Regions from separate parts of the Homo sapiens genome. Here region 1 is linked to region 2. Evidence: chromatin contacts called from ENCODE Hi-C or POLR2A ChIA-PET data. All regions are on one chromosome and are shown on one strand. Each heading gives the region's core, a stretch centred on a gene start or an enhancer-like site at or near the end of the contact. The rest is flanking DNA. Distances are from core to core; before and after follow the strand shown.

Evidence for each region. A loop is a pair of places that touch in the nucleus more often than their neighbours do. ChIA-PET counts read pairs that join two places held with the same protein, here RNA polymerase II (POLR2A). Pooled maps may share reads with other maps.
Region 1: a loop to region 2 is called in a pooled map, with 3 times the contacts of the local background. The contact joins two enhancer-like sites. A Hi-C loop is called at or near these places in 3 of 168 maps with a recorded cell type or tissue (ascending aorta, chondrocyte and posterior cingulate gyrus) and 3 of 50 pooled maps. POLR2A ChIA-PET finds 5 or more read pairs at or near these places in 3 of 52 experiments (H1, activated B cell and activated CD4-positive, alpha-beta T cell).

What each region holds. Positions count from the first base shown.
Region 1 is chr15:78,841,358-78,844,099 of GRCh38, reverse strand. No RefSeq gene overlaps it. Among named protein-coding and RNA genes, the nearest start is that of TRK-CTT1-2, 18 kb to the left of the region's middle. Within about 2 kb of position 1,484, at least 2 of the 41 ENCODE cell types and tissues checked have a DNase peak (open chromatin) inside an H3K27ac peak, as active enhancers do.
Region 2 is chr15:78,760,429-78,763,285 of GRCh38, reverse strand. ADAMTS7 (ADAM metallopeptidase with thrombospondin type 1 motif 7) reads left to right here. Exons shown (of 24, transcript NM_014272.5): 23 at 721-883. Among named protein-coding and RNA genes, the nearest start is that of ADAMTS7, 50 kb to the left of the region's middle. Within about 2 kb of position 1,590, at least 16 of the 41 ENCODE cell types and tissues checked have a DNase peak (open chromatin) inside an H3K27ac peak, as active enhancers do.

The DNA of each region.
Region 1 (2,742 bases), core at 235-2,734, 81 kb before region 2:
AGGCCAAGGCAGGCAGATCACCTGAGGTCAGGAGTTCAAGACCAGCCTGGTCAACATGATGAAACCCTGTCTCTACTAAAAAATACAAAACTTAGCTGGGCGTGGTGGTGGGCACCTGTAATCCCAGCTACTGGGGAGGCTGAGGCAGGAGAATCGCTGGAACCCAAGAGGCGGAGGTTGCAGTGAACTGAGATCGTGCCACTGCACTCCAGCCTGGGTGACAGAGTGCTAATCTGTCTCAAAAAAAAAAAAAAAGTGAATGTCACACTAGGGCCAGACCCTCCCCACGGAAGAGAATGGTAAGGGTCAAAGTCCCCATGAGTGTCAGCAACGTCCCCCGCCCCATATATCAATTCATTAAACAAACAATCATTAAATGTCATCTTTATCAATGTATACTGTGTATGTAGCATGGGGCTGGATGTAGGAGCCTAGAGTCAAAGAATCGAGACCTAGATAGAGCCTTAGAGATCACTGACTCTGACCTACTTATCTCACAGAGGGGAAGCAGAGGCCCAGAGAGGAAAGGGCTTTCCTTACATCACTCACATGAGGGGCAGACTTGGGACAAGCCCTGTCTCCTGATGCCCAGGCCACAGCCCTGCTCCCCTCCATTTACTCCACCTCCACCTGCCCCACGTCCAGTCTTCCTTACTGTTGGATTATGGCAGCTCTGTATAGAGAAGACATGAGCCTCCTTCAGAATCCAGCTCTGTTCTGAGAATTTAAGGAGAAAAGAAGCTCTGGTGAAAAGCCTATTAGTTTCCTCTGCATGGAAACTAATGCATATTTAACAGCAGAGTTAAGTTCTGAACCTACAGGAGCCAGGAGGAAAAATCTTAAATTTCCATCCATAGAGAATTCCAGTGCCTTCACTAATCCCTGGCTGACTCCCCCATACCTCAAAGGCAAGGACCAACTAGACCTAGAGCCACCAGGGAGTCGAGATAAGAAGAGCTAACTTTTGGCCAGGTGCAGTGGCTCACACCTACAATCCCAGCACTTTGGGAAGGCGAGGCAGGCGGATCAATTGAGGACAGGAGTTCAAGACCAGCCTGGCCAACATGGTGAAACTCTGTCTCTACAAAAAATACAAAAATTAGCTGAGTGTGATGAGATGCACCTGTAATCCTAACTACTCAAGAAGCTGAGGCAGGAGAATCACTTGAACTCAGGAGGCGGAGGTGGCAGTGAATAGAGATCACACCACTGCACTCCAGCCTGGACATCAGAGCAAGACTCAAAACAACAAAAAAAGTTTAAAAAAAAAAAAAAGAACTGCTACCTTTTACTGAGTGCTTACTACGTGCCAGGCAATTTGCAGTTGTTTCTCTTTACTTCTCAGAGCAACTCAACAAGGTAGATACTTGCATTTCTCACTTCACACATGGGGAAACCAAGACTCAGAGAGATGCAGGAATTTACAGACAGATGTCACACAGAGAGCACGGAACTGAGCTAGCTGGATTTCCCCAAGCTGCAAAACATCAGAAAGACTTGCCAGCACGTTGCTAAACTGAACCTCTCAAAATACATACCATGTGGATGTACATTTATTGAAATAAATGTTTACAGAGATCAAAGTTAAACAGCCCAAGAGAGATTTTAAAAATCGTGTCTTTTGTACAGACAGAGCACAACAGTCAAAGACGGGCAGAGCTGGAGGCCCAGAGGGAAGTGCCCAGCAAGGCAGACACTGGGAAGCTTTAGAGCCTCAGCCACCTTAGGCCTGGCGGCCCACCTCACTGCCAGCTGGACCACTGGTCCTGCTGGGTCCAAGTGACAGACTGGGCCTCAGATACCTCTGCCTTTTCACTCTTCTAGAACTCGTCTGGAAGCCTTTATAGCCAGAGAGAGAAACCATGACCCACCACTGGGGTTTGCCTGAGGCTGTCTCAGTGTTAGCAATGAAAGTTCCAGGTGCCAGGAATTCCCTCAGTCCCAAGCAAACCAGATGCTTGGTCACCCTGTCCGGGGTGGCCTGGCTTCCTCCTGGGACTCTGTCAGACTGAGAGGCAGGCTGTGACATCTCTTCCTTGTGTATCCTCGGACAGCAGCCTCCCTCCCTGGACCTCAATTTCCCCATCTCTAAAATAGGGGCATTTAGGCCGGGCGTAGTGGCTCATGCCTGTAATCCCAGCACTGTGGGAGGCTGAGTGGGCGGATTGCCTGAGGTCAGGAGTTCTAGATCAGCCTGGCCAACATGGTGAAACCCCGTCTCTACTAAAAATACAAAAATTAGCCAGGCGTGGTAGTGCACACCTGTAGTTCCAGCTACTGGGGAGGTTGAGGCGGGAGAATCATTGAACTGGGAGGCAGAGGTTGCAGTGAGCCGAGATCGCACCACTGCACTCCAGCCTGGGCAACAGAGCAAGACTCCATCTCAACAACAACAATGAAAAAAAGTTGGGGGGAGGCATTCGAAAGCACCTCTGAGGATGCTTCTAGCTTACACGTTCCACAGTTTCTGAACCAATGTTTTGTTGATTAATAGCATTTTTGGTCCCTTGCCTATATTCCCAACTCCCTGGGGCAGTGCTGAAAAACCACAGCAACCACTAGATCCCTGCAGGGGTGGCCTCCCCTACTCCCCGCACAGAGTCTTACTTTTTCCATTCTCAAAGGGTGTCATTTAGGAGATGATTATTCATGCCAGCCACAGCAGAAGGTCATTTAAAATGGAGCCCTTTTCCACTCCCCATGGAATTAAAAATGGGTTTACAGATCCCTGCTTACTTGACA
Region 2 (2,857 bases), core at 341-2,840:
GAGGGGTTCAGAAATCTCAGATTTGGGCCCTGAGCTGGGTCCTGGAGTCAGCTGGGCCAGCGTTTGCGTCTTTGTCCGACTGGCTGCTGAGTGACTCTGGGCAGGTTGCTTTGCGTTGCTGGGTCACTGTTTTCTCATCTGTAAAACTGGAACAGCTTAGGAGAGGAGGGTCAGGAGGATTAAATGAAGGAACGCAACGAAGCACAGGGCCGGGCACAGCATGACACTGGCACAGACTCAGTGCATGTTTAGGGCTGATAACAACGAAGCCTGGCGGGCTGGGCCCCGGCTGTGAAACTGTCTCCTGCCCTCCTGCCCATGGGCTGCGGCAGGTCCTCTGCCCTGTCCCTCGGGCACAGCGGTGTCTCGCCCACATCTCTGCCCACTGCTGCATCAGGGCTCCATCCCGGCGCCCCTGCCCAGGCTTCTCAGGCATGTCCTGTGTGAGGGGCTCACTGCCCTGCCGCCCCGAGGGCTGTCCCACGGTTCTCACGCCCCTTCCCTCTGCAGGAGCCGATCCCACAAGTGAGAGTGGGGTTCCAGCACCAAGTGGGCTCTAGGAATGGGACCAGGTGCTCCAGGAGGCACTGAGGGGGCGGCTGGGAGCAAGGCCAGGCCAGTCAGGCACAGGGCGCAGGGACGGCTTCCCAGAGGAGGTGTCCCTGCCCCCACTGCTAGGGCTGGCCCTGGAGACACTCATTCCTCCCCCGCTCCCCTCAGTGCTCAGGCCCCTGTGGTGGTGGTGTCCAGCGGCGCCTGGTCAAGTGTGTCAACACCCAGACAGGGCTGCCCGAGGAAGACAGTGACCAGTGTGGCCACGAGGCCTGGCCTGAGAGCTCCCGGCCGTGTGGCACCGAGGATTGTGAGCCCGTCGAGCCTCCCCGTGAGTCCCCTGACCCCAGGCTCCCTGCTGAAGTGAGGTGGGGTGGGGAGGGTGATGGGGAAATGGGGTCGTCAAACCATTGTGCCCACGGCACTGGCTGGTTCCATCTGTAGTCTGGGCTCAGGAGCCACATGGCCACTGAAAATCCTGATGCCACAGGATGCCATGCTGGAGGCTGGGCTGTGCTGGGAGTCAGTCAAGGGGAGTCCCGGCCACACAACATCCCATAGGCAGCTGTCTGACCTTGGGGGAGTAGAGGGAGTGGCCCTGGCCCCTGATTTGCTGTGTGAACCTGGGTAAGCTCTTTCTCCTCTAGGTCTCAGTCTTCCCACAGTGAGACCAGGGATGTCCCTGAGGCTGTGTGAAAACTGGGCCTGGGTGAGTCCCTGTCCCCAGCCCTGGCCTGTCCATTCCCTGGCTAGAGGACTGCCTAGAGTGAGCAATGGAACCACAGGAAGGGCCTCCTTTCCAGGGTCCTGCTAATGAGGTAATGGGGTTTGAGGCAGGAAGGGCCTCCCTTCCAGGGTCCTGTTAATCCCAGTGGTGGGGGGTTTCCTGGCCAGCTGGGTCCTGGTGGAAGGGCCTGAGGTAGAGGTGGTTCTGGACACCCCTGCCGCCGCCTCCAGCATGTGTGCGTGCGCGCACACACACACACACGCCAACACACACACACACAGTCATACACTTCCTTCCTGCAGCCCCAGCTGCTCCCGGAAGTGCTGAGGGCAGGAAATGGGGTGGCCCTGGAGTGTCACCTAGGCTCCCCTCACCAGCTGTGTGGCCTTGGGCTCCATTTCCCTCTCAGGGCCTTCATGTGCTGAATAAAGGGGCTGCCAAGCCCCATCCTTGCATAAATGAGGTCTGGGCATGAAGCACGCAGCACTGCGTGGGGATCCAGGTGGTGCTCAGGGAAGGTGGCTTTTTCCCCTCCCCCACAGCCACTGTCATCCCCAATTGCAAGGTCAGGGAGAGGGCCTGGGGCTGACCCTGCCAGTCTAAGGAATCCAGAAGCCGTGGCGTGAAGAGCTGTGTCCCCTGTGCTATTGGCTGTCTGCTCCCTGCCCCTAGGACAGAGTCCTCAGCCAGGGCCCTCAAGCTGGCATTCAGGGCCCCCTGCAATCTCCCCGGTCTGCCTTCTCCCCTTGTCCAACGCTGCCTTCTCTACCTGTGCCAGCTCCTGGGCAGCCCTCATTCAGGCTCAGAGTGGCCCCTGCCATGCCTCGCTGCCCTGCCTCTGGCATGGGTGGTCTTCCTGCCTCAAACCTCAAGGCCCAGTGGCAGCGCCCCCACCCTGTCCTGCCTGCCCTCAGCACGCACCCAGCCAGCATCTCAGAGCACTCCTATGTGCTACCTGAGCTGGGTGCTGGCACCACGTCTCTCACCTTTATGGCTAGGGCTGGCCACAGGGAGCGGGGTGGTTATGATCCCAGTGGGGGAGGACCAGATGGGGCAGAGAACAGAAACTGAGGCCCCTGGGGGCCTAGAACCAAGGACGGATGGCCCAGGAGGCTCTGGGCTTGCAAGGTCTCCCAGGGGCGGGTGTGAGTGGGCTGCAGGGAGTGGGCTATGGGGGCTGGTTAGGTGGCTGAACTAGAAGCTGTCCTAAGTGAGGAGTTTTCTGCCATCAGTGAACAGTGGAGGGGGGCTGGGAAGGTGTCTTGGACTTGGAGACCTGGAATTCCCAGATGTTCTGCTGGTCTGTGGGACAGTTGGCGGGACATGTGGAAAGCTGGGAAACTCGTGTGTGTGTGCTCACTGCAGTGACACAGCATGGCCACATCCATTTGCTGTGGAGGTGGGGTTGACAGAGGAGGGAACCGAGGCCCAAGAGGTGAAGCAGCTTGTCTGAGGTCACCCCGGGCGACCAGGATGCAGGCCTGCAGATGTGCACTTTGGAGCTCTGCCTGGAGCTGGGGTGGAGGAGCCTGCCTGCTGCCTCGTGCCCTCTGCCGGGCCTGGGGGATGTCCCAGGCC